Regions from separate parts of the Homo sapiens genome. Here region 2 is linked to region 1. Evidence: read pairs that join two places in POLR2A ChIA-PET (ENCODE). Cell type or tissue: MCF 10A. All regions are shown on one strand. Each heading gives the region's core, and the rest is flanking DNA. Links, peaks and the distances in the headings are about the cores only.

Region 1 (12,149 bases), core at 1,925-9,924:
AATCTGATAATGCATTGAATGGTTCCTTGAAAGAGAGGGGAAGATGCACCATTCATGGCTTTCTCACTGTGGTTGCTACAATAGTGGCTGTGTATTATTTGTTCATCTGACAAACATCTACTGAATACCTACTATATGCCAGGCATCCCAGGGGATGCAAAACAGAAATATGGTCCCTGCTCTTGAGAACTTCATAAATTAATGGGAGAGACAGATATTAGTCAGTAATCACACAAGTATGTAATTACGTGCCATGAGGCCAGGCAGAGAGCCTGGGCTAGAGCCAGGTGACTTGGAAACTTCCCTGAAGAGATAACTTCTGAGCTGAACTAGAGAACAGGTAACTAGGCCATGTGGTGGGTGGAGTGATTCAGGATCAGAGACCAGCATTTACCCATTACCTGGCCAGACTCCTTTTTTTTTTTGAAATGGAGTTTGGTCTTGTCACCCAGGCTGGAGTGCAGTGGCACGATCTCGGCTCACTGCAACCTCCACCTCCCAGATTCAAGCAATTCTCCTGCCTCAGCCTCCCAAGTAGCTGGGATTACAGGTGCCTGCCACCACGCCCAGCTAATTTTTGCATTTTTAGTAGAGACCGGGTTTCACCATGTTGGCCAGGCTGGTCTCGAACTCCTGACCTCGGGTGATTCACCCACCTCGGCCTCCTGAAGTGCTGGGATTACAGGTGTGAACCACTGCGCCCGGCCCCAGTGTCCTTCTAATGCTTTCATTCCTTGATATATGTGCGTGCTTTCTACCCTACACAAATATTTAAGAGCAAGTAAAGTGCCCGTGTAGGCGATGGCGATGCCACTTCTGTGTTGAGCTCATCCTTGAGTCTGCCTCCCCAGCTGCACTGGAGCTCTGTGAAAGCTGCAGCTCACCAGGGCCTGGCGTGGTGCATGGAGCACTATAGGTGCTCAGTCCATTCATAATGGCTGGTAGATGAAATGAACATCAGCACCAGGTATTGGCATACCTGCCCTCACTCTGAGCCAGGCTGCCAGGATAAATTACAGGAACTCTCAGCTCATCCTCTTGACACTTCATCCCACCCAATGGCTCCCAGTTCTGTGTACTGAGAACCTCAATGAAGAGGTTGGAATAAGGAGGTTCTAAGAGCAGAAGTTACTCCTCCTGACAAACTAAATGCCAGCCCAGTGTCCCTTCCTCCAGGGACATTGATGTCTGATGCCCTGACCACCAATAGATCAATCTCCTGTGATGTCATTGTTGATGTGTCACATTTTGACCTGATGTATTGATGACATATCCACCCCCGCCTCCACACATCTCAAATAATAAGCTCTATGAGTTCCAGGGCCTGTGTGATTCACTCACCATTGAATCTGCAGCACATGGTAGGTGTTCAATAAATGATTAATCGATTCACAATGATCCTAAGAAAAGGGACTGGTTATAGTTACATCGAAAGTTAATTTGCAAGCATGTGAAAGCATTTTGCCAAGCATGAGGATGAAGGAGTGGGAGGTGATATAAGACTGAACATTTGCTCCTGCAGGCCTCATGGACAAGGAGCCCCAGCTAGCCCTGGTCTTTCTCAGCCTGGTAGCTCCAATACCAAGAGTGGAGAGGTAGCAGCTTAGCATCCCATCTCTAGTTATGCTGGGAAGCCAGCTAGCCACCACCCTGCAGGTGACTGGGAACAGGAAGCAAGAAGGCTGTTGACTCCTGGAAGAGAAACTCAATATTGCCTTTTTATTCTGAGCAGATGCTGCTTCTCCCTGAGTCCACAAACCTGTCAGCTGGTATCAGAAGTGTGCAGTCCAGCCCTAGCTTGCTACTGCAAATCTCCCCAGCCAGGTTAAAATTTCACACTCACCCTGAAGTGGTTCCCAAGACCCAGGATTTGTTTTTCCTAATGATCCTTAACTTTGATCAGTGAGACTCAGTGAAGTGGAATGTACTGAGTAATTTATTTTAGGTAGCTGGGAAGTTATCTATTTTCTAAATGGTCATGGGTCCCTCCTTCCCCAGACTCTAGCATCATAGAACACAGGCACTCTGTCTCACTCAGGGCCCGGTCCTAGCATGAGAAGAAGCTGGAGTATCTAACGCAAAGCCACAGCAGTGAACACATCTGGCTCCTAGCCCTGCTCCTGTCTGCTTCATGCCTGTGTGGACTTGGGCAGGTCATACCCACTCTCAGATACTCTATTTCCATATCTGTAAAATGGAATAATCACACCTACCTTTTCAGGGTTACCATGAGGCTTAAATAATACTATGCTTATGAAAGCGTCTGGTGTTTGTAAAATCAATTTCTTGGTGTGAGTTGCTGTTATTATTCTGTAGTATCATCCAGGGGGAGTGGAACAGTTGCTTCTTGACCCCCAAACTAATTTCCCCTTCTGATCTATGAAAAGCCTTTAGTGTGATATTTCTCAAGCTTGGCACGATTGATATTTGGGGTGAGATAACTTCTTGTTGAGGGGGGCTGTCCTGAGCATTGTAGGACATTCACCAGCATCCCTGGCCTCTGTCCTCTAAATGCCAGTAGCAACCCTCCAATTGTGACAACCAAAAACGTTCCAGATGTTGTCCAATAGCCCCTGGAAGGAAAAAATCATCCAGGGCCAAGAACCACTGCTTGGTAGTAGGACACGTGGTATTTCTGCCTTGAGACACGATGAATTGCCTGGGCAGAAGGGGCACGGTGGCTCCAATTAATACCAAGGGTACAGCTGGCTCTCCCTCTAGTGAGCTGTGTGAGCTTAGCCAAGTCTCTAACCTCTCTGGGCCTTAGTGTCTCATTTGTAAGAAGGGATGTGGGATGAGCTGCCTTGTAGGATTTCTCCACCTGGGGCCAAGTCCTTTCGCAGAAGCAGTTCTGCTGGGCTGGGGAAAGCATTGAAAGAAGCATTTTTAAAAGTGGGGAAGCAGAGGCTTCCAGATTGCGAAGCCACCATTTCCCCAGAGGCTGGCCCCATAGAGGACCCACCTGTGGGCAAAATTCCTCCTCCTCAGAGTTCCTTCAGAAGAGAGTATTAACTCTGCAACAAAATCATACTGCTAATAGTAATAACCACCAAGGGTTGCCAAACCTTTTTTTTTTTTTTTTTTTTGAGATGGCGTCTTGCGCTGTTGCCCAGGCTGGAGTGCAGTGGCGCGATCTCGGCTCACCGCAACCTCTGCCTCCCGGGTTCAAGCAATTCTCCTGCCTCAGTCTCCCAAGTAGCTGGAATTACAGGCGTGTGCCACCAATCCTGGCTAATTTTCATATTTTTAGTAGAGATGGGGTTTCACCATGTTGGCCAGGCTGGTCTCGATCTCCTGACCTCAGGTGATCCACCCGCCTCAGCCTCCCAAAGTGCCAGGATTACAGGCGTTGTCGAACCTTGATATGAGGTATGGTGCTGAACTTTTTATATACATTATTTCATTTAGTCTTCACAAATAAGCCTCTGAGGTAGGTCTAATTTTTCCCCATTTCCCAAATGAGGACACTGAGCCTCAGAGAAGTGATGTGAGCTGCCCAAGCTCACACAGGTATAGAGCCTCGGATAAGACTCAGCTCTTGGACCCTGCTCTTACCTCCGAGGTACCTCCCAATCCAAGGCTCAGGCTTTCTTATTCCCCGAAGGCCTGACGACAACAGCAGCATTGAAAATCTTTCCCAAACCTTGACCATTGGCCCGGGATTAAACGGAGACATTAAAGAGCATCCACCTGGGGAGAGTGGCAACCAGGGGCCAGGCTCACCTTGGCTGCCTGCTGTGTGGCTTCAAGCAAGTCACTTCTCTCTGAGCTGATTTCCTCACCTGAGACATTCTTTCAAGCATGGTGCTAAGCGCTGGGTATATAAGGTAGTGGATAAAACAGCACAGTCTCTGTCCTTATGGGATGTACAGTCTGATGTGAGAGACAGATAGAAACAAATCAATACACGAATGGAAGAGATCAGCGAGGTGGCATGATAGAGCATATGGAAGGGGATATTTTATGGGATGGTCAGGACATCTGCATGTGAAAGATGACATTCTAAACTTTAGTGAGGAAGAAGAGGAAGAGCCAGCCATGGACACTCAGGAGGTGATAGAGGGAAACGGGTGAATTCCAAAATGAGGAAATGTTATCAGTTAGTATCAGTAAGGTAAGAGGCTTTCCTGAACAACCCCAAATCTTCATGATGTCAAATAATAAAGGTAAGTGTATTGCTCAGAGTATAAGCCCAAGGCAGGTCAGTGGGGAGGGAGGGGTGTTCTGTTATGTTACAGAATGTTCTAGAATCTTTTTATTAGGCTACCATCTCAACACAATATTCAGGGTTTTTGCTGAAACAGCGGAAGAATAGTATCTCATACAGGCAATCAAATGTTTCAGCTGGGAAGACACAAATGCATCATTTCAACCCACAGTCCATTGGCTAAAATGACTCACACAGCTCATCAAACAGCAGAGGCCCAGGAAATGTAATCCGCTCGTGTGCAGAAGGAGGGAAGAATCAGACAGAGGTGAACATTAGAAGTGTCTACCTACATCCTGAATCAGAAAGGCCTTGAAGCCTCTCCTGTCAGCATGGGTCACCTTTACACATCCCAAAGTGGCATCTCACTGTGTTTGCAGTGCTCCTAGACTGGCCTGCAGGGTCCAGGCAGAGGCCTAATACTGTGGCCACAAGACCCTCTCACAAGCCAGCTGCCATCACAAGACAGACGCAGGACGGGGCCTTCCACCCTCACCCTTGACTGCTCCTGGAGGCCCGACATCTAGCCTTTCCTTGACTCTGTCCACATACCTAAGTTTTCAAGAAGAAGAAGCAATTGGGGAGCATTTGCTGTATGGCTGGCTTTCCACTCTTTCTCCTTGGGAGGATACAGTGTGTGTGGGGTGGTGTCTGCAGGAGGACCTGTGGCCGCACGCAGGGCAAGCCCCCAATCAACCCTGGCTGAATGCAGTGGAGGAGAAAACTGCATAGCGTCTCCACAGCAGCCTTGCAGAGCTATGAATAATGATGGTGATTAGGAGATGGCACCATCCCACAGTCTTACGTTCAGTGTTTCAGTTTCTTGTCACAATTATCCTATCAGGTAGATTTTATTATCCCCTCTTTCCGGCTTCTAACTATCATCTTTCAGTCCAGACCAGAGCACTTCTATTATTGAGTCTTTTAGCCAAAACATCTGTGGACAGTATTTTAACCCCAAGGCATCCCTTTAGCAGTAACATGTGAGTCACGCGGTAGGTAGGCTAGGTGGGGACCTTGCGACACCTTTAGGATGCAGCCAGAAGCTCCACCCACTGATCAGTGTGCTCTTTCTGAAAGGGCGGGACAGTCAGGCCGACAGCAGCAGCAATGTCATTAGGTCTGTGGGATCTTGCATCAGAAAGTCCTGGATTCGAATCCCAGCTTACTGTGTGGTTTTGTTTCTTTTGACAGATGCTAAGTCTCAGATTCTTCATCCGCAAAATGGGAATTAAATCTACTGCAAAGGTTGTTGGAAGAGTTAAAATGGGATCATGAATGTAAAATGCACGTCATGATATAACACGAACAAAGAGAGCCCGGAGAAAAACAGAACCCTTTCCCTACAGCAGAGAACTGCACCAATTTTATTGAGCTCCTGTTCCAACTGGAGAGAGAAGCTTCCTTGATTTATGCGTCTGATAATAAAAGAGGTGCCAATTACAAGACGTTTACTACTGTTGATTAGTTCCGTGTTGCTGGAAACTAGGTCTGTCGAAAAGATAAAACGACACCACATCATTTCCACGTGGCTTTGGTGCATTCCTTTTTAGCCCTCCTTGCTGCTCTCTCCCTAAACACAAAATCTAACTAGCCCCTCTGGGGCCCGGCAATCTCCCACCCTTGCCCCGGGACCGAGGTGAGAGGCAGCCAGCCCCCACATTTCAAACTTTTCCGGCATGCCAAGCCTTAATACTTTTGTCTCTGGCTTAGCTCCTTTCCCTCCCACAAATAAACTTGGGGCTATTTTAGAAAGCTTTTGCCACAACAGCCTCTGAGTGCTAATGAGTGTGACTTCAGAAGAGAATTTTCCATTAGTGAGTAAGAAAAAAAAAAAAAGAAAAAAAAAATCACCTTGAAATGTAATAAGCAACATCAGGCCCTTGTCTCCTAACAATGCCCAGATTCAAAACTAAAGCTGCTTTTTGATTAGATGTTTCATTCAACAACTATGTCTTGAGTACCTACTATGTGCCAGGCATCAGGCTGGGTAATGCTGCGAATATGGAGGTGTGTCATGGGGAGACCACGGCCCCTGCTCTCCAGGGGTTTATCATTTCAGAGGACTGCACAAATAATGAAATATGGCTGAGGAAGAATGAGATACGCAGATCTGTGGGAAAGTCAGAGAAGGCTTCCTGGAGGAAAGAGGCAACTAGGATGGGCCTTGAGGGATGATAACAGATGGTGTCCCACAACCTGGGTTGAAATCCCATCTCTGCTGATCACAGTTGTGTGACCAAGTCAAGTTACGTCTCTTTGCCTCCTTTTCCTCATTTGTAAAATGGGGACCAAAATAGTACCCATGCCAGTGGCTGTTGTGGTGATTAATTGAATTAATACAAATAAAGTACAGGCCCTGCCACACAGAAGTACTCAATACAAGTAGCTATTAAATAGCTATTATCTGTTAAATGGGGCTAACAAATAGGGTTTATTTTGCTGCCAGGATAAAGAGGAGAAAATTCCAGGAAAGCACTTAGCACAAGAACTAGCACATGGTAAGCACCAGATAATATTGCTCTTTAGTATTATGGTGGTGGTAGTTGTTGGCCGCTGGGGGTAGGGAGGAGAGAAGGGCAGGCAGGACAAAGCATTAATTAGCTCCCCCTCCTCTCTTTCTGAGTTCCGGGCCCTCCATTTGGCCCCACGCCCTTGGCTGCCAAGTGTCGCCTCCAGATCCCCCGCCATGAATCCCCCCGGAAGCGGGAGCAAAGGGAAGGCAGATTCTGGCCGCTCTCCTCTGTTCTCAATCAAATGTGCTGCTTTTCTGCCTGGCTTCACACATTGTAAAAGGCAGCCATGTTCAGATTGCTCAGTGTCCACACATCGGGCTCCTCCTGACCCGCTGTTTGCCTGCAGATGGGTTCGAAGCCCATTATTGTAATGGATTTGCTGTTGGGTAGAAGAAGGGGTTGTCCGCCTAATAAATCTTTGCCCCAGTGGATCGCATCCAATAGACCATCCTCCACACCACGGTTTTGCTCTGACGGATTTGTTTAGTGATTTCTGAAAGACAGATAAGCTCCAATGAGTGCCCTGAGATAATATAGCAAGACATCATGAAGATGGAAAAAGAAACGCAGGACTTTTTTGGAGCAATAATTTAAGGATTTTTTCCTTTTCTTTTCTTTTTTCTCTTCTTGTCTTTTCTTGGTCCACCTTCTGAAAGTGTTGTAATACCATCTTGCTGTTAGGTTAAAAAAACAAAGTGCTGCTAATGAGATGCGTAGAAAAGTAAAAACATGTCATGCAAATTAGACACCTTTGGGGATTTTGAAAAACCTGTTTGAAGGGCTAATTAAGAAGCTATTAAAAATAATTCATAATAATCTGCTTTCCCCAAATTCTTTTCAGTTCAGAAGTGTAAGTGATGCCATTTTTATTTCACTTTTTGAAATACATAAGTAGCAGGCCCCTCGTTTACCTGGACACATTTGTTTAAGCAACAGGTCCCTCGTTTACCTGGAAATACTTTTCAAAACCTTTAATGACTTTTATTAAGGTAATCCCATTTGTCCCCTTCCTCCTGACATATTCCTTTTCTGCTTGAGCTGGTTCTTGCAGCAGATTGTTCAGCAAATGCGGTCAGCGCACCATCGCAGGAGTGACTCTAAGTCTCACTGGGAGAAAATTGTTGTGAGTTACAGGAAATTAAAAAATTCCTGCAATACCAACCCACTTCTCAAAGTCAATCTGTGGTATCCCAGCATCCACTCGACTCTGAAGTCAGGCCAGAATGATTTTTGAAGAGTAATTTCCAGCCTTATAAGGGGTCACGTCGTGTATTGAAGCCATATTTGCTTCTGTGTTTTGTAAATTTCAAACTCATTACTAAACCTTGTCTCTTATACCTTGTGTCTGGCTCTTACCTTGCCCTCATCAATCTGAGCCTTGAAAATCTAATGAAGAATGGCACACATTTTGCATGTGGAAATGTGATAAAACACCAATTGTTAGGAACCTGAGGAGGAATCAGTTTTCGAGGATGGGCGGGGAGGCGGGCCTCTGTTCTTAGAGCCAGCTCACTGCTAGGTCTCTGCAAGTCCCCAGGAATAAAGAGAAACAAACAGGATTTTCCCACTCTCCTCTGAGCCCCACTGTTCCCTGTCTTTGAGATAAGCCACAGGCCGTGTCTGCGCCACAAGCTTTCAAACCGTTCATGCTCTAAGAGCCAGGCGATAAGATGAGCTCTGTAACATTTTCCTTATAGAAAGCAGAGGTCTCTGTGTTCTGCAGAACAATATTACCCTTTACTTGTGTTCCAAGATAGTAGCTCAGTTAAGCTGTGAACACCTTGAGAATTTCACATGGTATCTCATAATGGACACAGAAACTACATGCCTGGGTTCTGTGATTTTCTCCAAGGAAATCTATAGAGGATGGAGTGGCAGATAATCATGGCCTTTGGGGCATTACAAAGGTTGATGAAAGCTGTGGGACCTTCTCCTAAACATGCACTCATGCACACACACACACATATGCACACACACACAGCCTGTCTCTCGAGCTCTCATTCTTGTTATCTCTTGCATCCCATTTTAGAGAGTCCACACTAAAAACCTTTGGTGCAAGTAAGCATCACACCGCAGCTCCCTTCACCTGAATAGACAGGAGTCAGCTTGGAGAAATGGAAAAATCGTGAACTTTGGAGGCAGGCTGACACGTTTGCAAACCAGCTCTGCTATTTCCTAGCTGTGTGGCCTTGGACGAGTCACTTGACCTCCCTGGGTCTTGGCTTTCTCATCTGCAAGTGGTGACAATAATACCTACTTTTCAGGTTTGTGCTGAGAATGGGCAAAGGGCTAGGTAGATGGAGACTCATCTATTAGGTCAGATGGTTCTAGGCTCTGTTTTGGGAAGGAAGGGGTAGGTAGATCCACCAAGGGGGTTGAGGCAAATCAGTGCTTAGTGCTGGCCCAAAAACTCTAGATTCAGGCCTGGAACAGCTCTGTTCTTAACACCCAGCCTGACACCTCCTAATGAAATGTAAATGAGCGTTCTGACAAGCCTGGCATTTGCTTGGGAGAAAGGGTGTGAGCAGACAGCCACAGACAGGGCAGCCTCGGAGTGTGGCTTGGATCTGAAGCTGGCTGGTTTGCAGTGAGAGCACCTTGCTTTCTCCCCTGGGGGTAGCCCCAAGGTGGGGAGTTTTCACAAAGCCTGCCCTCTCCCTAGAGACAAGCTCTGCCCTCTTTTGGTCCACATGTCCCTCTGGATCTTCCCATGGGTGGTCATCACAGCTAAACGGCCTGATGATCCAACAGGAAGTGGACACATCCCAACTTTGGAAGGTCAGCCTGACCACCCTGGCTCCTGCCTCCCATGGACAAGTGAGTGGGGGTTGCTTGGAGAAAGCCCCTGCCTATGGCAGGCTTGGGACCTGTACTCCTGGCACCAGTGTAGGTGCAGCCTTCTCAAGCCCAGATGCCAATAGGCCAAGGCCCATAAGTGACCTCCGTTAAGCACAGCTCTCCTAGGGGCGCCTGTCTGGCCAGAGCTCCCTTCCAATGTGAAACAGATCCTGTCCTGGCTGGCCTGGAAGCACTTGGAATTCAAATGAAGGTGCTTCCATGACCCGTAGACACAGACACAGTGGGTACCGGGAAACAGCCCAGCTGTGCACATGTGATGGAGCACCCCACAGGCAGCCTCGAGTCAAGTCCACTCCCCACTGGGCAGGGATGGTAAGACCCAGAGAGGTGAAGCTGCATCTCGGAGATCACACAGCCAATTGGTTTAGGGCCAGGAGAGCTCAGAAATCATAACCTGACACTCTGGGCCTCCAACAAAAGTGTCCCAAACTGCAGACCGACTCTTTCTTCTTCATTCAAAGAGAATGTTTCCGGAGTAACTATGTTGTGCCAGGCCCTGGGAAGCTAAATATGAGCGAGATCATTGTTATCCTTCCTGCCTCCCAGAGATGAGGGCAGATTTCCCCACAGAAGCAATGGCTGAGACAAGATCCAGAGCTTGAATGGGAGTAACTAGACCAAGAGGAGTGACGAGTGTCCCTGGCAGAGTAAACAGCTCATACAAAGGCCCTGTGCCCAGAGGAACACATAGGAAGAACTGAAAGGAGAGAGTGGCTGAGGTTCAGCGAGCAGGTGGGAGCCTGGGTCAGGTTGAATGTCTCCAGCAATTTCCTTGTTGGGGTTCTGATAAAGCCAAAAACACCTATTGGCTAGCACTTCTCCCCAGTTTTAAAACTGTATAATTGAGAGAAAATGCAATCCTATACTTTTCATTCATTCATACTTAAGTCATCAAACATAATAGAATATATTAAAAACTTTATGGTATCCACCACAGCTTTTGGTCCATTTTAGTAAGATTTTATTTTGTCTTTATCTCACAGTCTTCTCCAAGGATGAGGGAACTAGACACCCAGAGTTACCAAGCAGGGCCAGAGGAGACTGGCCTAGACTGAGCCAGGCAAAGGAAGGGCTGGAGGAGTCCCGGGGCCTTTCTTCCCCTCCCCTAGCCCCAGTAGCTGATGCCCCCATCACCATCCTTTATGAAGCTCTGGATCTGGGGTTGCTTTTGAATGTCCAAGCCTTTCAGGGCTGCCTTCACAAGCTTTGCTCAGAGACAGTGCTGGCTGAGGCCAGCAAACTCCTTTCCCTCCTGCAAAGGTCACCTTCCTGGAGCAGGCTCAGGAAAACCACTGGGACCCCAGACAAGCAGCCCTGGGAGATAAGGAGCCCTCCCCTCATTCTGCACTTGCCACTGCCAAAATAGTCTTCCAGCCCAGGCTGCCCAGGGCTGTGCCAGCCATGAGAGACAGGCAGTCTGGAATAGACCCCTCCTACTATAACAGAGTCATCAGATCACCAGTTCTTCAGCCCACCAACTCACTGGACTGTCCAGGATCTACAGAGTGGTCTGCAGAATTTTTAGGGAAGGTTTGATGCTTGAGTTTCTTCTTCCTGCTCCTGTCTCTAGGTCTAGGACTATTGACTGCAGCCATTTGCCTTCAGAGACAAGGGCTGGGTCTCACATAGGGGAGGAGGGGGAAAAAATTTTGGGAAAGGTCCTCAGGAATTTGGCAAATCAGCTGGTCAAGGAATTGATTGTGCAGAAATGAGGTCATTGGGCTGAAAGGCGCTTTTTGCAACCTGGTTTTAGGGAACTGGCCTGGGGCTGTGGAGTGAACTGGGAGAGAGGGGTTTTGGAGTTGGGTGCCTGAGTTCAGATCCTGGTCTTGCTATTCACTCCTGAGACCAATTCATGTCTCAAAGCCTCAGTTTCTGCATGGTCAGGTGGAAAGTTGTCAGAACTGACCTTCCACACACAGCAGTAGGCAGGACCGATAATAAGCACTGCTGTAGTTTGGCTGTGTCCCCATCCAAATCTCATCTTGAATTGTAGTTCCCATAATCCCCATGAGTCATGGGAGGGACCTGGTGGGAGGTAATTTAATCATGGGGGCTGCTACCGTCATGCTGTTCTCATGATAGTGAGTTCTCACAAGATCCAATGCTTTTATAAGGGAGATGCTTTTATGTGGGACTTTTCCTCGTTTGCCCAGCACTTCTCTCTCCTGCCGCCTTGTGAAGAACGTGTTTGCTTCCCTTTCCACCATGACTGTAAGTTCCCTGAGGCCTTTCCACCCATGCAGAAGTGTGAATCAATTAAACCTCTTTCCTTTATAAATTACCGAGTCTTGGATATGTCTTCATAGCAGCATGAAAACAGACTAATACAAGCACCAATATGGCAAGACGGACAGTGTTCATTCTCATTGGCTGGTGCCCATGTGGTATCTGCCAATAAACATTCACACAAACTGCTGGCTGTAGAGTCAAATAACATAACAGATGGGTACAGGGAAGCACGTGGCACAGGAGAGCACTCAACAAGTGGTGGCTTGGTTACATTGCCCAGGGCCAAGGCATACTCACATACCCCAACAAGCTAAAGTTGCCCCCCACAATACACA
Region 2 (12,149 bases), core at 2,445-10,444, 130 kb before region 1:
TCTGTAGTCAGAGGATGGTGTGGGGACTGCTTCCAGAGTCTGTGAGTGTCAGGACATGATCAGCACCTGGCTGTTATGGTAAAAGCCATTGGCAGCCACTGCCAAAACTCTGTGTCAAATGCCCACACATCAGGATTGTAATCCCTATTGCCCAACCAAACATGTTAGGAGGCAAGTCAGACCTCTTTGATGAGATGTGTCCATAACCACAGAATTTCTCAAAATACATCATGCGACTCACAGTGAGCAGGTTGTGCAGTGCACTGTAGCTATGTAAAGATGCATAGACAGAAGACTGGGAGGAAACCAATTGTTCACCATGGTTGTTTCTGAAGGGTGAGAATACAAGTGATTTTCTTTTATTTTGGCTGCTGTATTAGTCTGTTCTCAAGGTGCTAATAAAGACATACCTGAGACTGGCTAATTTATAAAGAAAAAGGGGTTTAATGGACTCACAGTTCCACATGGCTGAGGAGGCCTCACAATAATGGCAGAAGGCAAATGAGGAGCAAAGTCATGTTTTACATGGCAGCAGGCAAGAGACTGTGTGCAGGGAAACTCCCTTTTATAAAACCATCAGATCTCATGAGACTTATTCACCATCACGAGAACAGCACAGGGAAAGACCCACCCCCATGATTCAACTACCTCTCACTGGGCCCCTCCCACAACATGTTGGGATTATGGGAGCTACAATTCAAGATGAGATTTGGGTGGGGACACAGCCAAACCATATCAGCTGCCATGTGCTTTTCTAAAGCAGTAATTTTCCAAAATTACTGAAATGAGTCTGTATTTTTTAACTTTGTATTTTAATGTAATTTTAAACTTGCAGAGAAGGTGCTAAGATAGTACAAGAAACACCCATAAACCCTAACCCTGTGCCGAGATTCATCAATTCAGTACGTTAGACCCCATGTGCTCTGTAATTTTCTCCTTCCTCCTCTCATTTAGAGTAATTGGAGACATTGCACCTCTTTACCCCTAAATATGTGAATTATATACTTATCCAAATCAAGAAATTCAACATTCATAGTTCCCTTTTATGTGAAATAGTAACTTGACACTTTTTGCATTTCTTGATCTTGACATTTTTGAAAATTATATGCCAGTTATTTTGCAGAACGTCCCTCATTTTGGGTTTGTTTGATGTTTCCTCATGCTTAGACACAGATTATGCATTTGGGGCAATAATACCACATAGGTAATATTGTGTCCTTCTAGGATGCAATATTTTCTTAAATAAAAAGGAAAAAACTATGAAAAAAGAAATGGCTTGATCAATGAATCTAGCCCTCCTTCCCACTTGCTAATCTCCACTCCCCACCTCCTTTTAGGGCAGGCACCACGGCCATGTTTTACTCATTTTGATGTGTTTTGTGTGTGTAGTAGTCATCTTTTTCTCATTTTACCTCCTTCATTTGCTGAACCTTTCGACTACAGAAGCTCTGTGCTGATGCTGGGCCTGGACTGTGTGCTCTGAGCATGATAGGCAGTCAAAGATTCACTGAGTTGAATTACAGGTTCCTGCCTCATCCTAGCAAATCTGTGCAGCTGTCTAGGGTGTTTTTCCCTCTTTGGTGGCTACACAGCTATTACCTCCTACCTTTGTCTCAGGACTTATGACATGCAGTTAAAACAATCTGTTTGCTTGTCTCCCTGACTTGTGTCTGAGCTGCTTGAGGAGAAACACCGTGTTGCATCTGTCTCTGGCTCCAGGGAACCTTCCCCAATGTACCAAATCAGTGTTTAGTACTCATTTCCAGAATAAATGGCACTTAGATAACCATTCAGTGTGGATGGGTGACTTTTCACTTAGAAAGAACTGCCTGAGAGTGTTCATTCTGTTTAGATAGATCCTTAAATTATAAAGAGGCAGAGAGCCACACAAACAGCAGAAACCCATACACATACACACACACGCACACACGCACACACTTGTTCTGGGGGGATATGGAGTTACTATCCAGTTCAGTGTGTATTTTTTAAATCAAAATGGCCCATTGTGCCCCAAACTGGCTAATTCTGTGCTTCAGGTATCTAGGAAATTGAGGAGCATATCGTGTTATTCAAGCAAACTAATTTGAGAGTAGCAGCTTCTCAGCTGCTACCATGCACTCAGAGCCTCCAGTCTTCATTTTGTAACTACCAGTTATCCTGGCAACTTTCTTTGCTTGTAACTCTAAAACCATGAACAGTAAATGGGAATAAGCCACTTTCAATTAAATATGAGCAACAATTACATTTTGACAGTTTAATTGCATTCTTTCTCCCGGTCTTTCTAAACAAGGCACAGGACATACCAAGTATGCCAATTGTATTTTTAGATTCTTCTGCAATTAAGAAAATATCCCTAAAAGAGATAAAATACTTGGTGGATTAAATGGCTATTTCTTGAGGGAACTATATTAAGAAATGAGTGCTGAGCCGTTGCATCCATAGTAATCAGCTTTCAGCCACTGTGGACACATGGAAACGCCTTCTTGAAGACAGAATCCTATTCATCAAGCTCTCCCTTCTGCTTCACATGGCTGACCCAACTGCATGTCAAGAAATGCCTTGGCTGGCAAGGGCTGGGTGGGCTCATGGCCCTATGGTCTGGAGGAGTGCCCCAAGGTGAGCTCCAGAGGTAGCCACATCTGTGTGACCACCCAGGCAGAAAAGTTACTGGGAAGTGACTTCATTTGAGAACCATGAATGCGTTTGGAATATGATATGGCCTCTGTTAGAACTTTTTTTAAAGAGAGATTCAAAATACACAGTGGGATAGGAGAGGGGGGTACGTTCTTAAACTGAAAAAAAAGTAAATCATAAATGGCATAATCTCATGTAGTACCATCAAGGCACACACATGTTGAAGCAAGGCTAAACAAACAACAGGCATCCAAATGTTAACTGTGGAGGGGTGGGTTGAATGGTGAGCTTTACTTCTTTATTGTATTTTTATAATAAAAAACTATATGTTTCCCATAGCTCTGTGGTCGAAGACAAATTTGGAATAACAATGCTAGGAGTGTCTATGTTTGATGCTGCCTGTTAAGAGCTGAACTGTACACCCCCACTTCAAATCCATATGTTGAGGTCCTAACCCACAATGCCTTAGTCTGTGACCTTATTTGGAGATAGGATCTTTTAAAAGGTAATTGAATTAAAATGAAGTAACTAGGGTGGGCACTAATCAAACATGCCCAGTGTCCTTTTAAGAAGAGGGTATTTGGACATAGCTATGCAGAGAAGGGAAGATGGTGTGAAGACACAGGAGACAGGGGCTGTCCATCCACAAGCCAAGAAGAGAGGCCTGCAGCAGATTCTCCCTCAAGGCCCTCCGAAGGAACTAATCCTGTTGATGCCTTCATCTTGGACTTGCAGCCTGCAGAACTGCGAGACAATCCATTTCTGTTGCTCAGGCCACTCCATGTGTGATGGACTTGGTGACAGCAGCCCTAGGAAATGCTTCAGTCACAGAGTTCAGTGGACTCAGGGTGGGGTTGATGGAGGGGCGACCCATGAAGCTACACAAAGCCCAGCGCTCAGAAGCGCCCTGCACGTTCTCAATGCTCTGCTGTTGCACTTGGTCAATAAGTTATTTAGTCGGTCCTGACTGTATCCATTCTTCTATGCATGTCTCCACTCTCCAAGGTAGAGCAAATAGATACTCATTTATTTGCTAAGTATTTACTGAGCACCTGCTGTGTGCCAGGCACTTTGCTCTGAGACACAGAAAAGAGTTAGGCTCAGATCTTGCCCTCTGGGAACGTGAATTGAAGAGAAAGAAAAGGTCTTGTAGACGGTGCCCACAAATGGAGGAGGCAGAAGCCATGGGAACACCGGGGAAGGGGCAGCCTCAATTCAGATGGCTTCACACCAGCCTCAGTCACGTATCCCACCCCATATCCATTCTAAAGATAAGGAAATGGGCTGAGCTGCCCAAGTTCTGCCAGCTGGTCAGTGACAGGCTTGAACCCCAGTCATACCTCTCTTTCCACGATGCCATGCCACTCCCAGAAGCACTCTATATGATTTCCCATAGCGTTAACACAAATACCAAGGGAATATGAGCAGGTGCATAGTATATTCACATCTGAGGATTAGCCAGGGCTGCAGGTGCTTTGTAAGGCAAATTTAAAGGCTTCCATTTTCAGAATGGGGCTCCTGAATCCACCAGGTAGGAGGGACACATGAGTGCAGAGCTGAGTGTGGGATAGAGAACCTGAAACCAGGGAAAGTGCTTCCTAGAAGCGAATCCATATTGGCTCTGGATAATTTTAATTATCCTAGAAGCAATTGTGTCTGGATCTGTTCCTGGGGGTCACAAGGGCCCCTCTTTGGGGAATAATAACGGCCACTCTCTCTACCAAATCTTGAAGTGTCTGCTTAATCATTTGTTTCCCACTATTGACAAAATAACTGATACCAAAAATTCCATGCTCAGAAATTATGCATGAAGGCAATGTTAAAGTCTGCGTTATCAGCCAATATAAAGTACATGGTATTATTTCCATGAAATAAAAACCCTGTTTACCATGGCCCCCACTCAACTCCCCAGTCTGGTGGGTTTTGTTCCACATCTGAGAACATCTCTCTCACTGGCTCAGGGAAATGCTGCCACTCCAATAACCTCATTATTTAAGATGCCCATTTTTAAAATATGGCTAAGAGATGGGTAAGAGTAATTCTCATCCAAACTTCCAAGCAAGTGAAAACTTTGCCATTTATTAAAGCCGGGCTGAAAAACCATCCACATCCGTCTGCACCAAGCAGTCCTGGAATCAGTGTTCACCCGGCCGCAGACTTGCCGTGGCTTTCTGGAACACCGCTGGCCAGTTCAGCACTGTTCATCTCGTATGTCAAACTCACTCAGGCTGTCAGCCTGAGTGCCCCACAGGCCATCAAAAAGAGGTACCAAACTCCATTATAACGTCTCTTAGCACTTTCTGCACTTCCACGCCATGCCAGTGGGATACCTGGCTGTGCGAAAGAGGACTGCAAATGGGATTAGAGACATAACATCATCTTGCCTCTCCCTCCAGCCGGGCGAGGGAGAAGGAAGGTCATGCCAAGCAATCAGTCACGTTCTTTGATTTTCTCAGAGGGCTTGTACCTGGCCTGTTGCCCCTTAAGTTCCACTTTGATGGATGAACCAACACTCCCCAAGCTAGGACTGCCACCTGGGGCCCCTCAGCTCAGGTAACTGGGGAAACTGAGTCATGGTGATGTGATTCAGAGCACCTCTATGCACAAGCAAGGTTCTGTCATCTTCTTCCAGGTTTTCTTCTTGAGTCATGGTGGTGATGTGTGTATGTGCGTGAATATATTTTCTTTCGGTTCCTCCTAGAACACGGCGGCCTAGAGAGAGGGTACATGGTGTTCCAGGAGGCAGAGGACAATCAGTTGATCAGGGCATCTGGGCCAGGCTGGCAGAAAAAAAAAAATGTCTCAGCAGTTTATAAAAGAAGAAATAAATAAACGGCATGATTTGAGTCATCAGCCTTGCCTGTCTGAGTTCACCAGAGAATTGACGACTCAGAGCTTCGCTTCATGCAATTTGGACCTTGCCCGAAACCTTCCAACTGTCCCAAGCAGCAAAGAATAGGCCCTCTGCTAATTACCCCAGGGGCCAGCTTTCTGCTGCTTTGAAGAGCTCTCTTTGATGTGATGCAATTCTGCTGCCAGGCCCGGCTGTGCCCAGATTAAGCACATAATGAGCAATTATCAGCCGGGCTCTAGGAGTGTGGCTGAGGCAGCCGAGTGGAAACCCGGTCTGCGCTGCAACTATTCCAAGCTGCCAGCACTCCTTCTGGGGCTGGAGTAATTCGTTTACCCTCTTCTCTCTGCACCCCTGCCCTCAGTGATGTCCTTCCCATCTGTAAAATGGAACCTAGGAGGCCTGGGGATCGGGGGAGGGGTGGGGTTTAGGAACTCTTCTTAGAATGCCCCCAGTGACTGGAGCAATCAATTTCCCGGACACACCACGCATGAGCAAAAACTCACAGCACTAGAATAACAGCTGGAAATACAACCTAGGATAGCACAGAGCCTAAGGGGGCAGGCTCTGCAAAGTCACCGATATGAGCTGTGTGACTTGTCGAGGGACTAATCTCTAACTTTGGTTTCCTCATCTGGAAGAGCAGGAGGATAAGAGAACTCGACTGTAGGGCTGTCGAGAGGGTCCCTGTCTCTGCATCAGCTGCTTCTCAATAAACACTCGCTGGTGGGATTATGATTACATTCACATGTATGATTGCGTGGGATCCTCGCTCCCACAACATACAATGGGGGGGGAGGATTAGTGGATTTGTTGTAAGAGAAGGCAACTGAGGCATAGGCAGACTGAGTGACTGGCAGGGCTGTCTGCCTTAAAGGCCAAAGAAGGAGATTTGAGAAGCATTTCAAAGACATTAGAAGGAAGCAATGGGCACTTTGGTGACATTTTTGTCCCACTTACTTCAAAAGGTCTTTAGAGACCAGACCTAGGGATCCATTCTGGTTTTGTCCACCAAAAGGCTGAGTCCTGTACTGACAGGTTTCCTCAAAGCACAGTGCAGGTCTCCCAGGAGGGGGGGAGGAAAATACCTAACCAGAGGGAATAGGGTTCTCTGTTTACAAAGAGCACAGGCTCTTCTTCCACCTGAAGGACCCTGGCCTTCCAAAAGCCTTCTCTTCCCTGCTTCCTAAAATTCCTTTTTTCCCCCTGCCAGACATCTAGCTTGAAAGACAAGGCTCTTTGGAAAGGGGCAGGGGACTGCCTGTCCCAGGTGGTTCCCTTAGCCTATCCCCAGGCCCCCATCTGCAGAAAGCCACCTCCCCTTGCCTCCCATGGGGGTCTTCCTTGAATTCCCATAATTCCCCTTGTGGGCCTTACAGACGGTCATGCAGACGGTTCTGAGGGGTCATGCAGACGGTTCTGAGGGGCAGTTTAAGGAGGCTGTGAGCATCCTAGGACAGAGACCACATCTTACTCATCTCTATCCCTCACAGGTACACAGTAGGAACTTTTTTTCTAAATTTAAGCCAAGGGCCTGCAATCATTTCTTGAGAGCAGGGATGGTAGAGAAAGGGTGGAGCAGACAGCCACGGTGGAGAATGCTGAGGAGAGGCCGCCTCACAGTTTTGTGGAAAGCCAGCCTTTGCCATCTTGGCAAGTTCTGGAATGTTCTATCTGCCTCATGCTGGGGGACTTTGCCCTCACCTTCTCCCTTCTCCCAAATCTTCTGGTAAAAGAAAAACTTCAGCCAAATTAAATGTAGAGGAGTTTAATTGAGCAATGAACAATTTGCAAATCAGGCAGCCCCCAGAGTCATAGTAGATTCACAGAGACTCCAGTGCAGCCACGTGGTGGAAGAAGATTTATAGACACAAAAAGGGAAATGACGTACAGAAATTGGAAGTGAGGTACAGAACGGCTGGATTGGTTACAGCTCGGCATTTGCCTTATTTGAACAGTTTGAACACCTAGCAGTCTATGAGTGGTTGAAATATGGCCGCTGGGATTGGCCAACTCAGTTATTGTTACAGGTGCATACTCCTAAGTTAGGTTTTCAATTTTGTCTTTTTTTTTTTTTTTTTTTTTTTTTTTTTTTAGAGATGGAGTCTCAATCTGTCACCCATGCTGGAGTGTGGTGGAGTGATCTTGGCTCACTGAAAGCTCCACCTCCCAGGTTCAGGCAATCCACCTGCCTCAACCTCCTAAGTAGCTGGGACTTCAGGTGCCCACGCCACCACATCTCGCTAATTTTTTGTATTTTTAGTAGACACGGGGTTTCACCATGTTGTCCAGGCTGGTCTTGAACGCCTGACCTCAGGTGATCTGCCCGCCTCGGCCTCCCAAAGTGCTGGGATTAGAGGCGTGAGCCACAGCACCCGGCCTTATCTGATTATTAAGCTAGATTACAGGTCATACGCAAGGACTCAAATATGGAAGTATGGAGTCCTTCTTAGGCCACATTTAGTTTGCTTGACTGCCTCAAATGAAGTGATGGCTCCTGTCCCTGTCCCTCCACATGAGCTGCATTTCCTCCTTTCCCTTCAGCACTTAATTCCACCTCAATCCTTCAGAGCTCAGCTCAAAAAACCCTTCACAGAGAAGCTGCCTCTGGCTGCCTGGTTCAAATAGGGGGCCCATTCAGTGCTCACTGCAGCCTTGACTTCTGCTTCGTGGCCCTTGGCCCAGTTTTTCCTCCAATGCTTATTTATGGGAATATTTGATGAGTACACACCACTCACGGTCAGGAGTCTTTACAAGTCAAGAAGGCAGCGAGTGGTCCTTTCATCTCCGCAGCTCTCCCAGGGCCTGAGGCATCATGGGTACTCCACAGAGATTTGGTAAGTAGTGAATAAGCAAGGGTTAACAACGTTGTTTGGGTTGAGTCATCAGTTCTACCCTGAAGCCCAGGATATATGCAGCATCCACCACTAGGAAGGGACGGGGCTGCTTTCTGTCTGCCCACGTGTCAGCCCCAAACTCAAGGGCACCTCAGCTACCACCACACCTTTTACCCACAGGAAACTCGGGTGTATGTTCAAGCCAGATTTTAACAACAGCCAAAGCCAACAAACATTTCCTTAAAATATAATCCTCTCCTCCTTCCTCAGGGGGAACTTTTCTGACATTTGCCGCCTTTGGGAATAATCGTCATCATCCTGTGAGGCAGGTGGACGACTGGAGTAGCCTTGCCTTCCATGAAAGCCAATGTCACATCCAGCGAGGCCAGAGGAAAGGGCAGCAGGGGGGAAGTGGGGTGGCAAACAAGCAGTTTTCACATCTCAGGCTCTGACATGATTGCCTCTCTCTCTTCTCCCGGTGGGTGGGGCGGTGTGTTATGAGCCGGTGACTTCAGCCTGCGCCTAGAGAGGGAACGAGCCCCGCAGTTGTCAGGAGCAGCTTAGCAAGTCCCTCCACACCCTCACAACTGAGGCCCGATCAATCCACAGCCCATCAGCAGGTATTTAGGTGGGGCTGCAAGGGCCAGTCAGTGGGCTGCCGGACCAGAGACCCAGGAGGGGCCTGCTCTGCAGAGATAAATGCATATAATAGCACCCATGAAAGAGGATCGAGCAAACCCCTGCTCACCATGTGGCCAGCTACAAGGCAGGGCCACAGAGGACGGTCCCCACAAAAGCCCCCAGATACCAGGGGAAGAAAACATGTGCCACCCATAAAAACCCTGTCTGAATGTCTTTCCCTCCAATCCATGGCACTAGGGCCAGGGCCTTGCACACAGCGGCTTCATGGAGCAGCTTAACATAACGAAGAGATGCTGACTTCAGGGTCAGACGGCTTGGGGTTCAAATCTGAACTTGGTCACTTGCTGGCCAAACGACCCTCAACAGGCCCTTAATCTCTCTTCACCTCATGTTCCCATAAGGAGTTAAGGACATCCTATGAGGTCGTTGGGATAGTTGTGGGTGCACTCCACACATAGCTGTGGCACTCCAATGGCCATCGTCCTCACATAATGGCAAAAACATACTGTGGGCAGAGAGAAGAGACCATGGTCTTGAAAGGGCTCTCTCTCTTTCCCTTTCTCTCTCTCTTTCTCTCTTTCTCGCTAGGATTCAGCCAGTGTTCCCTGTCCTTGTCTTTGAGCCTGGAACCCACTATAATCCATCTGAGAACTCACTTCCCTTTGCCCATCTTCTTAGTTTACTAGCGTGGATAGAAAAATTACAGTAAATAATTAGGCTGAGAATACACGCAGAGTCTGAGTTTTGAAAAGTGCTTCATTGTTGGGAAAGCATTTTTATGCACAGTGTTGTTTGACCACACAGAGTCTTGTTGGAAATGGAAAACACAAAACAGGTAGGAGGAAGTAAATAAAAGGTCTGAGCTCAAACCCTGACAGTGGGAAAGCAGCCCCGGCTGTGCAGGGGTGCATCTCTGGCTCCACGTTTTGGAGACGGGGCCGGACTTGCTCTGCCAGTGGTGCCAACAGCACCCAGTTGCCTTGGGAAATGCTGGGGGGGGGGGAGGTGGGGGGCAGGGGACAAAGTGAAGGGACGTGTAGTGGTTACCAATCCCCAAAACTCCATCAAGAGATCTGTCTGTTCCAGCTGCTATATTGTCAGTGTCTACTTTCATACCCTGCCTCTTTAGAAAGGATTTGGCTTGGCTTAGTGACATATGTGTGCATATATATATATATATATATATATATATACACACACACACACACATATATATATATGCTGAGTTTGCTTGGGGTTCGATATAGATATAAATATATCTATATTCGGTATGTAAGTCATGCCAAATCCTTTCTAAAGAGCGGAAAGGATGTATATGTATACACACACACACACACACACACACACACACACACACACACACACAGAGTTCACAATACAATACCCATAAAATAAGTACATGAAGAAATCAAAGTGAAAGGGAAATAGAACTAGTAAAATAAGATTAGTCAAGGATTCAGGCCATGGAACCAAGAGCTACAGGTAGGGCAACTCTGATATTAACCTATGGTGGGATGGGGAACTGGGCTTCATTTGTAAACATGCAAAGACTCCTATTTCACCCTCAAAATGTTACCCCCAGAGCTGCCTGGACACACCATGGACACCGATCACAGATATCCACATGGTATGTCTCGCCTCACATCACTGTTTTACACTGAATTTATTTCCCGGCATGAAACCCAAACACTCTACCTTCAGGAGTCGTGGCCTTAGCCACTTTCCCCCTGGGAATTAGCCCAGGTATCAAACAGCTTCAAGGTCTGGGAAGCGATATGCCTTAGCCTATTGAAGAAGGTCAGGATAAGCACCTTTGGAAATTTTGGACACCGCAAAAGAGATATTTACTCAGTGAAAGAAATATTGTTCAGATGTTCCTAATTCTGTTGTGTGCTTACAAGCCTGAGTGCATTTATCCATGTGGCCTAGCCTTGCACATCCTCTGGATTTGAGAAAGAGCCCACTCTGTAATCTACAGAGAAACAAGTGCATCTCATCAGCAAGGCACATGGAGCATTTCCCTTTTTCCTTTCTTAAAGTGGGAACAAGATGACTTCTTATCCCAACAGATTTTTAAAGATAAGTTCACTCCTGGAGATGATAGGAAATGAAATTGTACAGTTTCACTGCTTAACAACAAATTCAAATTCAGCAGCTTCATCCTTTATTTCGTGGCATGGGTAAGGGCTTCAGGGTTTCCACCACACCTGTGGTACTTGCCATGTGAACTCAGGCACAGCTTAACCTCTCTAAGCACAGACTTCCTCACCTGTAAAATGGAGTAATGGTAATCCAAGATAATAGAGTTATTGGGAGGATTCTGAATGTGAGAATGTATATTAAGTATTCAGTCATTTCTAGCACTCAATAAATGTTTACTGCTATTATTCATATTATTAATGTCATGATGATGATGACTGCGGTAATGCTTCAAAGCAGTGGTTCTCAACCAGGGATAAGTTTGCCTCCCAGGAGACATTTGTGATTGTCATGACTGTAGGAGGGGGTGCTGCTGGCATCTGGTGGGTAGAAGCCAGAGATGTTTCTCAAAATCCCACAATTCACAGGACAATCCCCCCACAATAAATGACAACCAAGGCCAGGTGCAGTGGCTCACGCCTGTAATCCCAGCACTATGGGAGTCCGAGGTGGGTGGATCACTTGAGGCCAGGAGTTGGAGACCAGACTGGCCAACATGGCGAAACCCCATCTCTACTAAAAATACCAAAAAGTTTAGCTGAGCATGGTGGTGCACACCTGTAATCTCAGCTACTTAGGAGGCTGAGGCAGGAGAACCCCTTGAACCAGGGATTCAGAGGTTGCAGTGAGCCAAGATCATGCCACTAAACTCCAGCCTGGGTGACAGAGTGGGACTCTGTCTTACAAAAAAAAAAAAAAAAAAAAAGAGTTCAAAATGTCAGTAATGCCAAGGTTGAGAAACCCTGCTTTAAGGTATAAAAAATATCTTATTTGGAATTAAATTCTTGCTTTTTAGGAATTCTATTACATCAACTAAAGAAACTACAGTTTTCAAAAACAGGAGGGAAATACCTTTGCCCTTTTGCTTAACTGGCTGTGTCATTTGACTTAGTCTGCTAATACCTCAGTTTTGTCCTCTGTAAAGTGGCCAGATTGTATGAGTTGATTTCTAAGTTTCCTTCAGGCTCTAACCCTCTTGGACTCCA

What was found. Peaks named below come from ENCODE experiments on the same cell type or tissue, not always from the same donor. Only the 100,000 strongest peaks of a DNase experiment are listed, where the experiment ranks them.
Region 2: POLR2A ChIA-PET joins it to region 1 with 11 read pairs; 2 of 35 experiments call an interaction of 5 or more read pairs at or near these places.

Annotation. Positions count from the first base shown.
Region 1 is chr10:117,670,568-117,682,716 of GRCh38, reverse strand. LOC124902555 (a long non-coding RNA gene) reads left to right here and starts at 4,390. Exons shown (of 2, transcript XR_007062384.1): 1 at 4,390-4,475; 2 at 5,402-5,653. In MCF 10A, for the core only: no CTCF peak of the experiment used is centred there; a DNase peak (open chromatin) is centred at 5,236.
Region 2 is chr10:117,798,100-117,810,248 of GRCh38, reverse strand. No RefSeq gene overlaps it. Among named protein-coding and RNA genes, the nearest start is that of LINC02674, 69 kb to the right of the region's middle. In MCF 10A, for the core only: no CTCF peak of the experiment used is centred there; a DNase peak (open chromatin) is centred at 5,518.